Linked DNA regions of Homo sapiens: region 2 is linked to region 1. A link is a loop called in an ENCODE intact Hi-C map of the cell type or tissue named here. Cell type or tissue: IMR-90. All regions are shown on one strand. Links, peaks and the distances in the headings refer to the core of each region. The heading gives the core; the rest is flanking DNA. Region 1 overlaps PLEKHG5 (pleckstrin homology and RhoGEF domain containing G5). Region 2 overlaps CAMTA1 (calmodulin binding transcription activator 1).

Region 1 (8,605 bases), core at 1-8,000:
TTGAACTTTTTGGAGATCTGCAAAGGGCTGGCCCCTCGGGGACAGTGACGCCCCCCACCCCCTCCCCTGAGCCCGGATCCTGGATTACCCCAAGCCACCGCCCGGCCTCCAGCCACCTCCCTGGCTCCGGCGCGGGGCCCTTCCTGGGACCCCTCCTCTCCCCGGTCCCAGCCGGGCGGCGCCGTTGGTACATCCCGGCCGGTCCAGGTGGTAGCGCCCGCGCGGCTACCGTAATTCCCCTACGTCCCGCGCCCCAGTTTGCGCTGAGTCGACTGAGCCCGTCCCGCGGCTCCCGTCCCCCTCTCCCCGCGCGCCCCATGAGGCTTTGGCAGTCTCGGCCCGAGCCTTAGAGCCTTAGACACCGGGGAGGAGACCCTGGTCCTGTTCCTAGGTGAGTCGCGGGGAAGTGGGAGCTGCGCTCCGGACGGGGGGTGGGACTAGGCGCCAGGACCCCCCTAAACCGATGGACAGAACCCGGATTCGAGATTCCCACGTAGTGCCAGGCCTGTGGGTGGGTACAGGGTCCTCACCAGCTGTATCTCCATTTACGTGAGGGTGGAATGGGTTCAAGCTCCCGCCCCCATCACAGTGTCTCTAGGGTGGGTCGGCTCGGAGATAGGGCCGTGAGGAGTCTATGGGACCCTGGCCCCGGTATGGGGGGTATTGGCGGGGCAGGGGGATCCTGGAGGGGCCCGGGCGCGCGGCGTGGCTGGGAGGCTCAGCCGATCCTCCCCATCTGGCCAGTCCCGGAGTCGGTCCCAGGCGGAAAAGCCCTCTCGAGGCCGGCAGGGGGCGCCAGAGGCTGCGCCTCGGGCAGTCTGAGCAGACCCAGGCACCCACTTAGGGGTGGGGGATGCGGGAGACCCGTGAATCCGGGGAGGCCCTGGCCTGCCTTGGTGGAAGTCTGGGAAATGGAGGCCAAGAGGTCCCCTGCAGATTCCTTAGTAACTCCTCAAGTTGAGGGAGCTCGGGGGTATTTTACCATTCTCCTGCCCTTTAGCCGGGGTCCGGGCACACACTAGGACCTGGCAGCCATCCCCAGATACTGAATTCTATGCCCTCTTGGCACAGGTGGGCAAATTGAGGCCCAGTAGGGGAAGGGTGGGGGAACGTAGGCTCCAGACCAGGTCTTCTGAAGCCCAGGCAGGTGCCCTCTTTCCCCCGCTCCCTACCAAGGAGGCTTCTAAGTTGCACCGGGGAAGGGCTTGCTAGTCCAGGTGCTCCGAAGACACACGCTGGGGTCTGGGGCTGGGAACTGCAGAGGCTGGGCAGGAGGGGATGTTCACAGACTGCAGCCCCTCCCTCTTTCTCTAGCACTGGGTCCCAGCCTTGGGCATACTAGCCAGGACCGCTCCCTGGGGAGGAAGGGGCCTTCCTGGCTTCCAGGGCCCGTGCGGTGGGCTTAGCCTGGGGAGAGGTTTTCTGTGTCCCTGCCATCTGCCCGGCACAGGGCAGGGCCTTAGGTCAGGCTCTGACTCCAGGTGAGCCTCAGAACCCAAGGGGTGATGGGTGAGGCCTGGGCCTAGGGGAAAGGAGGGTGGGTAGGCCGGGTGGAGCGTAGAGAGCCGCCTGGCAAAGCCACCCCGCCCTGGCTGGCCTGCCCATGCATGCAGTCTCCACCCCTGGATTTCTAAGGTGTTGGGTGGGGCCTTGGGACTAGCAGGCTCCCAGGGGAGCTTAGCCTTGGTGGGAATTCCTGGCAAGGACATCCCTCCAGCCAGAGAGCTCGGACTCCTGGTTCCAGGCCCGTCTGCTGTCGGCAGAGCCTGGAGCTGGCCCCAGACCTGCGTCCTTTCCTGGACAGGGAAGTCCCTCTCCCACCCAGACCAGGCTGGGGCCCCAGCTCGTTGTGGGGCAGGGATGCCTGGGGGATCCCTGGTTTCCCATCTGCTTTTCTGGGGCTGGGGGAGGTGATACTGAGGGAGAACAGCCGGGTGCGGGGGTCCTGCCTTGGAGACTCCATTATTCATCAGCCTCCGCATCTGGTTTCTGGGTATCAGTTTCAACAAGCCGGCCCTGACTCACAAGCCTGGAGCTGGGGCTGGGCTGGGGAGGGGCTCCCTCCCCAGGGAGTTGGGGGCCAGGACTTCTTGGGCCTGCCCCTGAGCTGTTTCAGCTCCCTGCTGTGGAGAGGAGGTGGGAATGCAGGAGCCTGCCCAGGCCCACCCCACTGCCCTGGTACAGGGGCTGGGGGCTCCTTTCTGCTCTGCACTCTTGCCCCTAAGGAACAGTCCCCCACCCTTGCTGAGTACCCAGGCAGCAGCCTCACTCAGGGATGGCCAGGGCCCAGGCACTCAGGTGACCTCTGGTGATCCGCCCTGACCCAGCCCTGGTGGTCTCCACTTGATGCAACCTGGTTACCCCACACCGGTGGGCTCCCCACAAGCTGGCTTTGGGATCTGCCGTGTCTTCAGGAAGGCAATCTCCAGGGCCCTGTTGCCCAAACCAACATTCAGCTGTCTTCAGGCCCCACGCCTGCCCTGTGCCTGAGGCACCCATTTCCCTACGTAGCAGCAGCTGGTGACTTTGGGGCAAGTCAGTTGACACAGGCCTTAGTTTCTCTATCTGTTAAATGGGGATTGTAACAGTATCTCCTCCTAAGAGTCTTTGAGAAGAGCGAATGGGATTCACTGCCTGGAACTCCCACGATGGGGTGGCACATGGAATGCTCAGTGAAATGCAGTTATCTGCCTACAGGACAGTATGGGGGTGGAGGTCTGGGGCAAGACCACCCGATTTGAAGTAGGAACTCACCTGCCCAGGGCCAGCAGGCCCAAGGTCATGGATACTAGGAGGAGGAAGAGACCTTCGGTCTGGCAGTGGGGAAGGCTCTGTTGACTGTCGGCCACAGGAAGGGATATCCTGGCCGAGCCCTTTCCTGTCCCCATGTCCTTCTGTGGCATGAAGGCCCTTCTGCCTTCATCTGTTCACTGATCTCATCCCCACCAAGCGCACCTACTGTGCACCAGGACTGTTCTAAGTGCCGAGGACACAGTGAGATGCAGACGGCCAAGGCGCTGGCTTCTGGAGAGGACAGTCTGGTAGGGAAGAATGATGATAAAAAAGTGAACAAAGAAATGAATTACAGGTAGTAATAAACACTAAGAAGGAAATAATTTAACTTAAAGGAATTGAGAGTGGGAGGGTAAGGGTGGTTTATTTTAAGATGAGGGAAAAGGACGTCTTAGAGGTAACATTTAAGTTGGGGCCCGGTGTCAGCTGTTTCAAGATAGGGTGCGTGGAATTCCAGACAGAAAATACAGAGGAGAAGGCCCTGAGCTTGGCGAGCTGTAGGGAGAGAAGGAAGACCGGCAGGTGGACCCTGTGCGGACCAGCTGGGAGGGAGGCGGGAGCCCGGCCATGGTGGGATTTCACTATAAGCAAGATGGGAAGTTTTAGTTTTCAAAACTCTGCCTGTTGGCCGGGTGTGGTGGCTCATGCCTGTAATCTCAGCACTTTGGGAGGCCAAGGTGGGGGTGGATCACTTGAGATCAGGAGTTAGTGACCAGCCTGGTCAACATGGCGAAACCCCATCTCTACTAAAATACAAAAAGTAGCTGGGTGTAGTGGCGGGCGCCTGTAATCCCAGCTACTGGGGAGGCTGAGGCAGAAGAATCACTTGAACCTGGGAGGTGGAGGTCGTAGTGAGCTGGGATCATGCCACTGCACTCCAACGTGAGTGACAGAGCAAGATTCCGTCTCAAAAACAAACAAACAAAAAACAAAAACACAACTCTGCCTGTGGTGTAGACAGTGGGTGACCTGGGCTTTGGGAGTGGAGACAGCCCTGGAAGTCTCCCAGCCTCTAATAAAACGCTGCTGCCCTCCCAAAGCCATCTCACGGACCCTGGCCCCCTTCCCACCCTCTTTCCCCATGGAACCAGGTGGAGGAGGAGCAATTAGGGGTGGGTGGGCTGATGACAGACAGCATGGCCACCTCACCCCCATGGGTTCTGAGGAGTGTCCCAAGGAGGCCATCCCAGAATCCCAGAGCCACAGTCTGAGTTTCAGTCTTGCCTGTAGACTTTTGTCTCTTTATGTCACTTTATCCCCCACGCCGTGAATGGGGCTAATGGTGCCTGCCCTGCCTTCCTGGGAATCAGTGTAAAAGCGCTTTGACAGCCGTGTAGTGGTGACTCCAGCACCAGAGTCTGGGCGTTTGCGTCCTCTCAGGCTTTGCTGAGTGCCCCCTGGCGGTGGGGACCTGGCCTAGAACTGCAGGGACCTGGGCTGCTGTGCCATGTGGGTCGCCAGGGTTTCCTGATGCCTCCACCTCACCCAGCTCCTGGGGGCTGCCAAGGATAGCCTCTCAGAGCAGCCCGCCTTCTGCCCACGGCCCTTTCCAGAGGCCACCGGCCTTTGGCTCTCGGCCTCTGCCGTACCTGGGCAGTGAGCAGTCGGTGTGAGGGGGTGTCCCTGGGGCTCAGGCTCTCGGGCAGGGGTCTCCAGGTTGATGGGAGGGGCTGAGATGAGAGCTGGTTGTGAGGTTGGGGTGGGTGTGTGACTGGGGCTCAAAGCTGGTGTTGGAGCAGAGAGGGGTGTCCCTGGGGCTAGATGGAGAGCCGGACCAAGGACCCTGAGGGGAGTGTGCCCCATCCTGGCCTCCCCCTTCTGGTGCCTGTATTCTAAGAGCTCCCTTGCTGGGAGTAAGAAGGGGTCCCCTGGGCTGAGGCTCCGAGGCGGGGGTGGGGGTCTCCAGGAGGAAGGGAGGAGGGAAGGTACCCTTCTGGCTGGGAGGGACCGTGCGTGTTGGCGCTGAGGGTGAGGTGGGGACCACAGCAGAGTGGGCACCCCCAGGGCTGGGCGGGGATCGAGTCACCCAGGGGAGGGGCTCCACAGTCTCCAAGGTGGGGGGGGGTGTCACCAGCGCCCCCTGCCTCCAGCATTCAAGGAGCTCCCCAGGAGAAAGAGCAAGTTCTGAGGAGCCCTCTGAGCCCGGCATTGGTGTTGAGGAGGGAGTCAGAGAAGAGAGGGGCCCGGGGCCGCGCAGAGGCGCAGAGGTGGGGGTACCCCGGGCCAGGCAGAGGTGGGAAGGTGGGGGTCCCGGGGACTGGGCGGAGGCGGGGCTGTGGGGGTCCCCCGGCCGGGCAGAGGTAGGGGTGTGGAGTCCCCGGGTCTGGGCAGAGGCGGGGAGGCGGGGGGTCGCCCGGGCAGGCGGAGGCGGGGGTGTAGGGGTTCCCGGGCGGGGAGGCGGGGATCCCCGGGGCTGGGTGGCGAGGGCCCGGGCGGGAGGGAGGTGTCCGCCTTCCTGGGGGGCTGGGGGCTGTTCCGGGCCCGGCCCTCCCCGGGGTCCCCGCGCTCGGCGGGGGCGGGCGCGGCCGCACAATGGCAGGAAGCGGGGCTCCGCGCTTTGTCCGGCGGGCGGCGCAGACCGCGGCTTCCTCCGGCCGCCATGGGGACAGGACCCGGTGTCTCCGGACGCCTAGCAGCCTCCAGGCCGGGCCCGGGGCTGCCCCTCCGGGACTCGGAGCCCTCCTGGGCCGGGGGTCGTGCCCGCGACGGTGATAGCCAGGTACGGGGCCGGGACGGGGCGGGAACGGGGCTGGGTGCCCAGTTCTCGCCTGCAGCCGCCCAGTCCTGTGCGGGAGGCCAGGGAGGGGGTGCCCGTGACTATGGGCCCCGCGGCCCCCAGGGGAAGGATGCGGCCCATGGCGGCCGAGCCCCCTACCTGGGCAGCTGCACCCTGGTGACGGGGACCTCGGACTCCGGGGTGTGTCCCCGCCGGCTGAGATGTCCCCGCCAATTCTTGGCGCTTTGTGTCTGGGGCCAGCTCCGGACACACCTGTGGGTCCCGGGCCCTATGCTGGGCCGCCCCTCTCCTTTCCTTCCTCTGCCCTGGCCCTGCCCACAGCCTCCTCCTACCCCAGAGGCCTCTGTTTCTCCTTGTGCCTCTGGCCCCAGCCCTTGTGTGAGGGTGGACGCCTGGTTCTCTGTCCCCATCCTCACATGCGTGTATTCCCCAAAGGGCCCCCCTCTGTTATTTTGGCTGCCTGGCGTTAGAGGGGGTGGGAGCTGGCTGTTCCCATGGGTGGGCTCTCTCCTCCCTTGGGTTGAGACCTGGGAACATTCCCCCCCGGACCCTGGTGTCCCTCCTGCAGGACAGAGGCAGGACATGGTGGGCAGGCAGGCAGGTGAGGGAGGGGCAGTTGGGTCTGAGAGAAGGGGCTGGAGTCTGGCTTCAAGAAGGGGCCATTCCGCCCTAGTGCTGGGGGAGTCCTGCCTCTGGAGGGAGCTGGGGAGACTCTGGGGTTTGGGGGTGGGACGTGAGGCAGAACGGGGAGCAGAAACTGCACCAGGGAGCTCTGCCCACCCCAGCTTCTCAGTTGGGCTCATGGTTCTCCCGGGGGGCTTCCAGAACTTCATCGTCAACCAGATCTGCTCGACGAAGTCGGAAACCACCTGGTTCAGATCCTGGGGCTGAGCCTCACTGTGCCCCCAGTGCCCCTGAGCCTGGGGACTGCTGAGAGGAGGGAAGCAGATGAGGTCAGCCGGGCCTGGGCACCAGCCCCTGGCAGCAGCTGGAGGAGTCGAGCAGCCTCAGTGATGGTAGTGGCCACCCAGACCATCACAGCAGGGAAACTGATCTCGAGGCTTTCAAGGGATCCAGGGTGGGGTGCGTCATAGGGCTCAGTCCGTATTTGTTGAATACTGACTCTTCCGTAAGGAGCGAATCAGGGTATCAAATCTGCTGTCTGTATATTGGATTGATTTAAAAACAAGATGGTGGCACAGAGTCAGACTTGGACTGGAAGGGTCCCAGAGACCCTCCCAGAACTCCTCCGACCTAGCACGGCTCCTTCCTTGTCACCCCCTACCTGCGGTGAGACCAGGGCTTGGGTCATGGGCAGGTCTGCCGCCCCAGCTGGCACTAGGAAATCTCAGGAGGCCTGGAAGGGATTGGAGCTGGGAGCCTCTGCCATGCTGGCTGGGTTCACAGAGGGCCAGAGGGCTGCGGAGCCCGCAGACGGGGGGCTCCCAGGAAGAGGGGACAAGGTGGGGCAGGGCCCTTCCCCAGATCATTCTCATGAGGAGACACCTGAAGCTTGGGCTCCCAGAAGCTGCAAAGCCTGATGTTTCTCTCAGCAGTGCGCTGTGGATTCAGGGTGAGGGTGTGGGTAGAGCCCTGGCTGAGGACAGCTTAGTGGTCTCTGTAGTTTTTAAATTTTTTTCTGAGACGGGGTCTCACTGTGTCGCCCAGGCTGGAGTGCAGCAATGTGATCATGGCTCACTGCAGCCTCAACCTCCTGGGCTCCAGCAATCTTCCCACCTCAGCCTCCCAAGTAGCTGGGACTACAAGAGAGCGCCACCACACCCGGCTAATTTTGTTTGTTTTTTGTAGAGGCAGGATCTCACTGTGTGGCCCGGGCTGGAGTTTTTGCACTTTGTTTTACGATAGATTAAGACAGAAACCAGAAAGAGCTGCAGGGGTTGAGGGATCAATCCCATCACCCTCACTTCAAGCCCCACAAGCACAGTTGAAGATCACTCCTGAAGGGTGTAGAAGTGGGGGCACCTGGTGCTCAAGGCTGCCTTCAGGAATCTGGGTCATCCTGTCCCCAGCCACCTGCCTGGGGCCCAGCTCCATGCAGATCAGCCCCTCCCTGAGCACGTGGGCCTGCTTGGAGTGCCACCTGCCGACTGCCAGTCCTGTGCCCTGTTCCCTTTCCTGTCAGATGGAGACACGGAGGGACACAAGAACCAACAGGGCTTGCATCAAACTGAGATAGATTTCCTCCTGTCCCCGTAATCCCGGCTGACCTGAGGCCAGCCTCTCGCTCCTAAGACACCCATGAGAGGGCGTGAATGTGGGTTAAAATCTGGGATCCAGTCTGGGTGCCGTGGCTCACGCCTGTAATCCCAGCACTTGGTGAGGCCGATGTGGGTGGATCACCTGAGGGCAGGTGTTCAAGACCAGCCTGACCAACAAGGTGAAACCCCGTCTCTACTCAAAATCCAAAAATTACCTGGGTGTGGTGGCGTGTGCTTGTAGTCCCAGTTACTTGGGAGGCTGAAACAGGAGAATTGTCTGAACCCAGGAGGCGGAGGTTGCAGTGAGCCAAGATCATGCCACTGCTCTCCAGCCTGGGCAACAGAGCGAGACTCTATCGCAAAAAACATAAATAAATACATAAATAAATAAATAATAATCTGGGATCCAGAGCCCCACACACAGTGGCTTCAAGTCCTAGATCCACTGGCTGTGTGACCTTAGACAAGTCATTTCACCTCTCTGAGTTTTACTTTCCTCTTGTGTGAAACAGGGACAATAACAGCCCTTATCTTATGGGATGAGATACACATGTAATGCCCCCAGTGTGGCTCCAGACACATGACGACCACATTAAAAACACACTCAGATTCTTCCCGGCCTCCTCCTCCCTCCTGTCACTTTCTCTGCTATCCTCACCACGCCTATCTCGGAAATCTCTCATCGGGCTTTCACCAGCCAGAAACTCTTCAGCGCCTCTCTCCTGCCTTAATTCATAAATGAAACAAGGATTTATGGAGCAGCTGGGACCGGAGGTCAGGCGCTGAATCAGACAGAGTAACATTTCTGTCCTTGCGAATGTGACCAGGTGTGGAGGCAGCAGGGTGGAATATGTGA
Region 2 (9,080 bases), core at 474-8,473, 730 kb before region 1:
AACTGTCCCTTTGCATTACTATTTATGTTGCATATTCATCCCTCTTTGCAAACCCAGGGCCTCATATAAATGGCAGGCACTCACCTGTTGACGATGCTGGTGTTCTGAGGCCCTAGAAAGCACAACCCCTGGCCTCAGGTTGCTTATATCTGCTCAAGGAGGTAAGAGTCACTTCCTCTATGAAGCTTTCCTGACCCCTCAGGACCCTGTTAGGTGACCCTAGTATCCATTTCTCAAGACTCTCCCTGTTAGCACCTACCTCCCATCACACACTCACACACACATACACACACGCATGCATACACTCACACACATACGCACACAATCACACATACACATACTCACACGCACATGCACCTGTTCCATTGTCTCTATCCTCTCCTGCACTAAGTTTAGGGTAGGGAGACACTGAATCTGCTTTGCTCACCCTAGCCTGACATACACATGTAGGAAACATTCAGTACATCACTGGATGAATGAAGCAAGAAATGAATGGTTGGATGGGTGGGTGGGTGGGTGGGTGGGTGGATCAACAGGTAAGTAAAGGCAAGGCAAAGGCCTAAGTTGTGGCCCAAGGAAAGATGTATGAGGGGGTGGCCCGCAAGGGCGAGAGGAACAAGAGCGTTGGTCATCAAGGGAAGAAGATCAAGAAAAAAAGGTTTGAGATCTTAAGGACAGTGAAGACTTGGCATTGGGTGAGTTGGTATTTTCTGGTCATTTCTGTGCCACACAGGGTGCCGGGCACCTCATGAGCATCACCCCGGATCCTCACAGCTGCACCTGAGGCAGATATACCCACGTAGAAGAGGAAGCTAGGCTTAGCAGGATAAGCTGGCACCACTGCAGAGCTGGCACGCGGCGAAGCCAGGATTGGAGACCAAGTGGGCCTGACCCAAGCTCTCTCCATGAAGACCAATGGGCATCCTCTGGCCCAGGGACCATTGCCATCAGGTGGGACCGTTGCCATCAGGAAAGAAGAGAGCGTGCTCCAGGAGGCAGCTCTGGGCAGTGCAGAGGGATGAAACAATCAATATGGTGGCTGGGCCCCTTGGAACAAAGAGAAAGGGCTGGGGCTGTCTAGGGAGGACTCAGGACTCATGACCCACTCCTGCCCACAGAAACATAACTCACTCTCCGCCTGAGCACAGCCACTATGTCATGGGGTGATGTAGAGCCAGGGAGGGAGGCAAGGACACGTTCCTAAATAATATCCTATTTTGTAGTCAACAGTCAGGCAAGAGGAAGGGAGAAAGAGGAGGGCAGGAAGACAGCGAGATGCAGAAAGGATTGAATGTTCCATGAGGATCAAATCTCAGCCTCCCCGCAGGTGCATTGAGACAGAAGACGCAGGTCCTCACAGCCAGAGGTGCTCATGGAACCAGCCCGGGCGATGTCTCATCACCCAGACGAGCACAGAAAAAGACAGGCTTGCAGGGTCCCACGGCCTGTCTGACACAATGCTCATGGGGTTTTCTCAAAAGCATCATCTATTTAGCTGATGGCCCCAAAGTGTTTCATTTAGCTGGAAATCGTGCTTGGTCCATTTCCCAGATCTCAGTGACATTATGAGAAGCCAGCAAAATGTGTCTGGCAGCAGAGCAGTTCAGCAACCCATCACCTCGAGTCACAGTCCTGTCGCCCCTGTTTGGAAAGCAGACAGTTCAGACGACTTCTAGAAGGCAGAGTCACTGCTGCCTCCCAGGCAACCGAGGACTACAGGAAGCCTGTGTGTGTGTGTGTGTGTGTATGTGTGTGTGTGTGTGTGTGTATGCACCAGCTTGTGCACATGCCCTCTGAAGGAAGGCAGGGGTCACCCATGGCACAAGGCAGTCACCATCCTCCCTGACCATGGGATAAAACTTTGCCATTCCTTTATCTTATTTAATCTTCCCACTAGGCAGGAATCATTATCCCCAAACTATTTCTGAGAAAGCCAAAGCTTAGCCGGTTCATGTGGCCCCAGCCCCACAGCCAGCAAGAAGCAGGGCTGAGACTGTAATTCAGCACTGTCTGAATCCAAAGGCCAGGCTCACACTGAGACCCCAGCGTTCCCCACCCCATTCCACGGGCCTGGAGAGGTGTTTCACGACGCATTCACTGGTCTGCCTGGTACCATATAAAGAAGAATCAAGTCCCATCACCAAAGAAATTTGCAGAATTCTCAGTGAACACAATGGAACAGGTCTGATTCTGGAGGGACTTCCTGGAGGCCTTCAAAGGCTAATGCACACTATGGAAACCCAAAAGCCGGAGCAATGGCTCTGCTCGTGAAAGCCCCCGAAGGCAAGACTCTGGGTGTGTTACCAACTCTCCGAGTCTCACACAGTCTCTGGCACAAGGTAGGAGAGTGCAATACCCATCAAGTGCTTGAGTGAATGAATGATGAATGAATGAACAAGTAACTAAATGCTGTGAATGAGAGTTCTGTCTAAAGATTAAAAAAAAAAAAAAGAATAAGGCTCTGGGGAAAAGGCCCCAGCATCTCTGCTGTCATGGAGTATTCCTGCTGCCTAAGGTCCTCTCATAGAACCCGGCCCTTCCTGCACTGCCTCCAGCGTTCCAGGGGATGGGTTCTGAGAAAGCCGGGCCATTCATCTGTGCTGGTGCCGTGCCGGCCTTCGGTGCTTGCTGCCCTGGCTCTCCCACCTGGTGGGCTCTAGGAGGAATTCCCCGTGAGGGCACAGCAGAAGCTGACTGACAACCAGGTGGGAGGGAGACCTCCTGGGCCCAGCTGGAGGGCCCTAGGGAGCGGGAGGCAGGAGACAGGACCTCAGTGACCCTGGAGATCGCTCCCCATATGTCCTCATCCTCTCCACCACTTCTTCTCCATGTCCAGGCACTCGTGGGAAGTTAAAACCCAAAGTTGGGCCCGTGGTGCCAGGTCAGGGGACAGCAGGTGCCACCTGGGTGCCCGAGCACAATTCCTTTCTCCCTGTCCGACTCAGCCTAAGATTGGCTCTCATTTTGAAAATGCAGCTCAGATGTTGGCTGTGTCCCATTGGAGAAGCTATCTGAGGCCTTAACCCTCCTCTGGAGAGATCCAAAGCCACAGAGCCGAGGTGGTCCCTTTTTCTGGAACCCACAGAGAACAAGAGAAGACAGGGTGGCACTGTGGGAACACCAGGTGACAAGACTCAGCAGTGGTCTCGGAGGAGACAGAAGCTGTCTTCAGGGATCTGAACGCTCCCGGGAATGGGGTATCCACCCAGAGAAAAAATAGGCCAGGCCAGGATCCCTGAGCCCACAGCAGGCGAGACTCAACCCAGCAGAAGGCGGGTTTGTAAATGGAAATTTCCCAGCGTGCCTGGCCTCTTTCCATTATTCCTCTGGGCCCAAAGTACAGACACTTTACAGGTTTTCCCTGTCCTTCGAGGAGGCCTGGGATTTCTCTACTATAATAATTCATAGGTGGTCTATTTCCAGAACAAAGATACTCCATGTATTCATCTCACAAACATTCTTGACCCCCTGCAATGAGTCAGGCGTGGCGCATTCCCTAAGCCACGCAGCGCTGAATCTGACTATGGTTTCGGGCTTTGTATGAGAATGCTGTAAAAATATGGTTGGCTGACATCTGAGTTAGCTCAGGCTTCCGTAACAAAGTACCAGAGGCTGGGTGGCTTAAACAGCAGACATTTATGTCTCACAGGTCTGGAGACGGGAAGTCTGAGATCAAGATGCCAGCCAGTTCCATTCTTGGTGAGGGCTCCCTTCCTGGCCTACAGACGGCCACCTTCTCACTGTGTCCTCACAAAGCAGGGAGAGAGCTCTAGTATCTTCCTCTTCTTTTTTCTTTGTTTTGGTAGAGATGGGGTCTCCCTGTGTTGCCCAGGCTGGTCTCAAACTCCTGACTTCAAGCAATCCTCCTGCCTCAGCTGCCCAAAATGCTGGGATTACAAGTGTGAGCCACCACACCAGGCCCCTCTTCCTCTTCTTATAAGGGCACTAATCCTATCATGGGGCCCCACCCTCACAACTTCACCTAAACCTAATTCCCTCCCAAAGACCCCATCTCCAAAGACTATCACACTGGGGTTAAGGCTTCAGCACATGGATTCTGGAGAAACACAGATATTCAGTCCATGGAAGATGGTGTGTCTCCTTTTTTTTTTTTTTTTTTTTTTTTTTTTTTAAGAAAAAATTCAAATGTCAGGAGAGAGCACAGACACAGTCCCCCACTACCACAAATGATGCAGTGAGTTTCCCACATTTGGGGAAATCACAAGGGTCAACACATCTGGCGCACAATGGATAAGCCTCACCCTGGGAGTACCACCTTCAGGATCCTGGTATATCTCCCGTGCCAGGTAAGCATGGCGGGTCCCTTCTTGATAGAGACCTACTCGCATATACACAATGTAACAGCCACCAGATCACACTCACCCCTGGCAGCAGAATGGCAACGCTCCCTCCCATATGCCACAATAGTAAAAGGCTCGTTGAGTCCAACCGTAAACACAGAAACGGAAAACACGCCAGTATTTGGCTGAAGTGTCTATGAAAAAGGGCTGGCTGAACAGATGCCGGTGTAAACAAGCTTACAGGGGAGACACTTCACCTTCGTAAGAGAGCAGACCTTTTAAAGATATCCTCAAGATTCTTTTATGGTACAATTAACATGAAAAGATGGTGTTCATAACAGGCTTGAGTTACAATTGTACTTGAAATTGATATAACTGCACACGTCTCCTAAAATGCCACGTAAGGGACTTCCAGGTCGCCAAGGTAATGATAGCCACAAAAACTCAAATCTCCCAACGCATCCTCTGAAAACTACACAGATCAACAAGAAGAACAAAAACAACCACACAAATCCCACACACCTTTCACACGACTGGAAAAAAGAGACACTATAAACATCAAATTAACAAATTCTTGAGTTCCCACCCAGAACTTTTATAAAGAGCAAGAGGATAAGATGGGTCCAAAAGCCAATGAAGGCAGACGTCGAGCATGGAGAGTTTAGGAATAAATTACAATTACCTGAAGAAAGAGAAAGTACATCCTACAGGGAAGAAAATACCAAAAATGAATCCAGATAGACCAGAATATGGACTAGAAGGAAGTGATTTAAAGGTAGGCAGGGGCAGCATTGGCAAATGTGCAGGGGAGGGAGGGAGAAGCCAGATGTGGGCATTTAGGATTCTGCAAAACAAAAAATAATGATACATCCAAGGACCCTCAACTCCTCCCGCCCCTCCCCCAAAAACCAGTCATAAAGAAACTGCACTTCGCTGCACTGACAGAAGAGGGAGCTCTTGAACTAAAAATCACACGAACCACTCAATGTGGCGATGTAAGTGGTCTTCATCTGTAGAAGACTATGAAAGAAAAAAAACTAAAATGAGAATACGACACTTACCCCAAAATCCCAACCATAAGGTGGAGGGGGAGGAACTGTGTCATAACACTACAAACTGAATTAAAAACCTCAACGATGCATTTGAAAAATATCCTCAACGCTTGTAAATGAAAAGATCAAATAACTTACTATAAGGGCAACAGAGACAGTTGTCAGCCTTCTCAAAAACAACTTAGAAGGTGGGGCAAGGATGGAGCAGCAGTTTCATAAAACTCAAAGATTTTATATCTAGCGAAGCAGACCCTCAAAAATCAGAGGTACAGAATAAGAGTTTAAAATATGGGAGAATTGAGTGATGTACCCACAGGCGCCTCTGAAGGAATCTTCTAGAAAATTAACTTCATCCAACCAGGAGATGACTAGGGACTCTTTGGCAAAGGAACTTATGGGGAACATTTAATATATTTAATTATGGACCTAAATTAAGTGTGTAACTAAGGTTAAGAGAATCATACATAGATTATATATGTTTTGTCAACTACAAAATGATAGGAAACAAAAAAAGGAAAGACAAAACCAGAATAAGCTCAGTGATGCTTGTATAAGCAACAGGTAGGAGTCAAGAGACTCCATTAACAACTGAAAGACCAAATGGTAAAAGTTAGTAAGAGACTAAAGGGATTTTTAAAGGTAATGAGTACAAAGGTACCCATTAGACTAAAAATGAGAATTTCTTATATATAAAAAGAAATTAAATGAGTATAGAAAATGCATCATGTAGAAAGACAAGTACAGCAAGTAGAACATAATACACATTGCATTTATTATATAAGATATTATACATATTGGACATATAAATAAAAGTGAATGGGTTTACTTATGAAAATAAAAAAATTTTCAATTTGGCTTAAAAAGAAAGATCCAACTATATGTTATATATAAGAGGCATACTTTTAAAAAGAGTGTATTAGTTTGTTCTCACACTGCTATAAAGAACTGCCCGAGACTGGGTAATTTATAAAAGGAAAGAGGTTCAACTGGCTCACAGTTCCACATGGTTGGAGAGGCCTCAGGAAACTTACAATCATGGCAGAAGAGGATGCAAACACTTCCTTCTTCACATGGCGACAGGAGAGAGAAGTGCCGAGCAAAGGGGGAGAAGCCCCTTATAAAACGATCAGATCTCGTGAGGACTCACTATCATGAAAACAGTATGGGGGAAACTGTCCCCATGATTTAATTTTCTCCACCTGGTCCCACCCTTGACACATGGGGATTGTTACAATTCAAGGTGAGATTTGGGTGGAGACACAGAGCCGAACCATATCAAAGAGATTCAGAAAGCCTAAAACTAAAAGGATGGCAAAGACATATGAGGCAAATGGAAATAACAAAACAAGTATTGCAATCTTGATATCAAAGTAGAATAAGTATAATTTAAGAAACAACATTATGACACCTTCTAATGCTAAAAATCACATTCCACAATAAAAATATAACCATAATGAGTATTAGTGCACCAAACAAGACTACAACCACTTTTACAGGAGAGGAAATTGTAGGAAATATAGGCCAGGTTTGATGGCTCACACCCAGCAATTTGGGAGGCCAAGAATGGTGGATCACTTGAAGTCAGGAGTTCAAGACCAGCCTGGCCAACATGACAAAACCCTATCTCTACTAAAAACACAAAAATTAGCCAGGCGTGGTGGTACCTGCCTGTAGTCTCAGCCATTCGGGAGGCTGAGGCACAAGGATTGCTTGAACCCAGGAAGCGGGGATTGCAGTGAGCCGAGAACTCAACACTGCACTGCAGCCTGGGCGACAGTTCTGTGAAAGAACGAAAGAAAGAAAGGAAGGAAGGAAGGAAAATGAAAGAAAGAAACTGTAGGAAATATAGATGAAAACACTAAGAATAGTGTGTTTACCACACCGCTGTCAGTACAAGAGAAACCAGATAGACAAAAAATAAGTAAGGACACAGAAGCCCTAAACAATATAATCAATTTCCTTGACAAATCAATTTGTCACTGATGTGGTTTGCATGTGTGTCCCCACCCAAATCTCATGTCAAACTGTAATCCCCAGTGTTGGAGGAAGAGCCTGGGGGAGGTGACTGAATCATGGGGGAGGATTTCCCCCTTGCTGTTTTTGTGATAGTGAGTGAGTTCTCAGGAGATCTGGTTGTTTGGAAGAGTGCAGGACCTCCCCCTTCACCCTCTTCCTCCTGCTCCAGCCACGCAGGACACGCGGGCTTCCCCTTCGCCTTCTGCCATGATTGTAAGTTTCCTGAGGTCTCCCCAGCCATGCTTCCTGTAAAGCCTGTGGAACCATGAGTCAATTAAACTTCTTGTCTTTATAAATGACCCAGTCTCAGGTAGTTCTTCATAGCAATGTGAGAGCAGACTAATACAGTCATACTTCATACTTTTTCCTTGAATTACCTATTAGTAGATGGGGAATCTACTATACCTTCTCCTTAAGTACACATAGAATATTCACAAAAGTTGGTCACGTGTTAGGTGATAATCAATGCATTTCATAAAATAGAAATATTACAAAGAAATATTTTCTGATCACAGTCTAATAAAACTGGAAAATAATGTTAAAAATCTTTTCAAAATTAAAGCAATAGAAATTCCAAAAATGTACATGTGATCATGAAAACACTACATACCAGGTAAGGCACGGTGGCTCACACCTGTAATCCCAGCACTTTGGGGGGCCAAGGTGGGAGGATCACCTGAAGTCAGGAGTTTGAGACCAGCCTGGCCAACATGGTGAAACCCCGTCTCTACTAAATATACAAAAATTAGCCAGGTGTGGTGGTGTGTGCCTGTAGTCCCAGCTACTCGAGAGGCTGAGGTGGGAAAATCGCTTGAACCTGGAAGGCGGAGGTTGCAGTGGGCTGAGATCGCGCCACTGCGCTCCAGCCTGGGCGACAGAGTGAGACTCCATCTCAGAAAACAAACAAACAAAAAACTACATACCAGAATTTATGAGACATATTTAAAACAGTGGTCGGACTGAATATTCATAGCCTTTTTCATTATTTTAGTAAAAATGAAAAATTAAAATTTTAAAATTCTAAGCTCAAAAAGCTAGAAGAAGAACAACAGCAAAACCATAAGAAAGGGGAAAATAAAGTTAGATGTAGAAATAAATGAGGTGGGTCAAATTAACCAAAATTTCGGGTCTTTTTTTTAAAAAATAGGATAATCACAAGCTAAACTTCATCAAAGAATGAGAAAACACAAATATTCCAAATAAGAATGTCAGGATACAGATGAAGGCTTATTATATAGCTACAGTTATCAAGACTGTGTGGTATTAGCAAAGGAATTGACACATAAACCAATAGAATAGAGAACCCAGAAAGAGACCTGCACAAATACACCCAACTGATTTTTGACAGAAATGCCAAAATTAATTCAAGATAGCTTTGTTGAAAGATAGCCTTTTCAACAATTGGTGTTAGAGTGATCAGACATCCACAGGCAAAAAAAAAAAAAAGAAAGAAAGAAAAAGTCTCCACCAAAGTCTTCTCCACACCTGCAAAAACTAACTTGGAAGGGACAATGGGCTTAAAACATAGGAGAAAATTTGGGAACTAGGACTAGGCAAAGGGTTCTTAAACTTAACACCTAAAGCACAACATATAAAAGGAAAAATGGGTAAAGTAGACTTCATGAAAATTAAAATCTTTGGGCCGGGCACAGTGGCTCATGCCTGTAATACTAGCACTTTGGGAGGCAAAGGCGGGTGGATCACGAGGTCC

The links. Peaks named below come from ENCODE experiments on the same cell type or tissue, not always from the same donor. Only the 100,000 strongest peaks of a DNase experiment are listed, where the experiment ranks them.
Region 2: a loop joins it to region 1, with 20 times the contacts of the local background. A loop is called at or near these places in 9 of 110 quality-filtered maps.

Annotation. Positions count from the first base shown.
Region 1 is chr1:6,482,231-6,490,835 of GRCh38, reverse strand. The region is part of intron 1 of PLEKHG5 (pleckstrin homology and RhoGEF domain containing G5); the gene reads left to right. Among named protein-coding and RNA genes, the nearest start is that of PLEKHG5, 5.1 kb to the left of the region's middle. RefSeq lists silencers at 19-108, 519-878. In IMR-90, for the core only: CTCF peaks have their summits at 792 (motif pointing right), 4,179 (motif pointing left) and 4,872; DNase peaks (open chromatin) are centred at 225, 795 and 4,175; H3K4me3 peaks cover 1,232 bases; H3K27ac peaks cover 569 bases.
Region 2 is chr1:7,214,595-7,223,674 of GRCh38, reverse strand. The region is part of intron 4 of CAMTA1 (calmodulin binding transcription activator 1); the gene reads right to left. It also overlaps the pseudogene RNU1-8P. Among named protein-coding and RNA genes, the nearest start is that of CAMTA1-IT1, 150 kb to the left of the region's middle. In IMR-90, for the core only: a CTCF peak has its summit at 5,239 (motif pointing right); DNase peaks (open chromatin) are centred at 3,504 and 5,274; H3K27ac peaks cover 274 bases.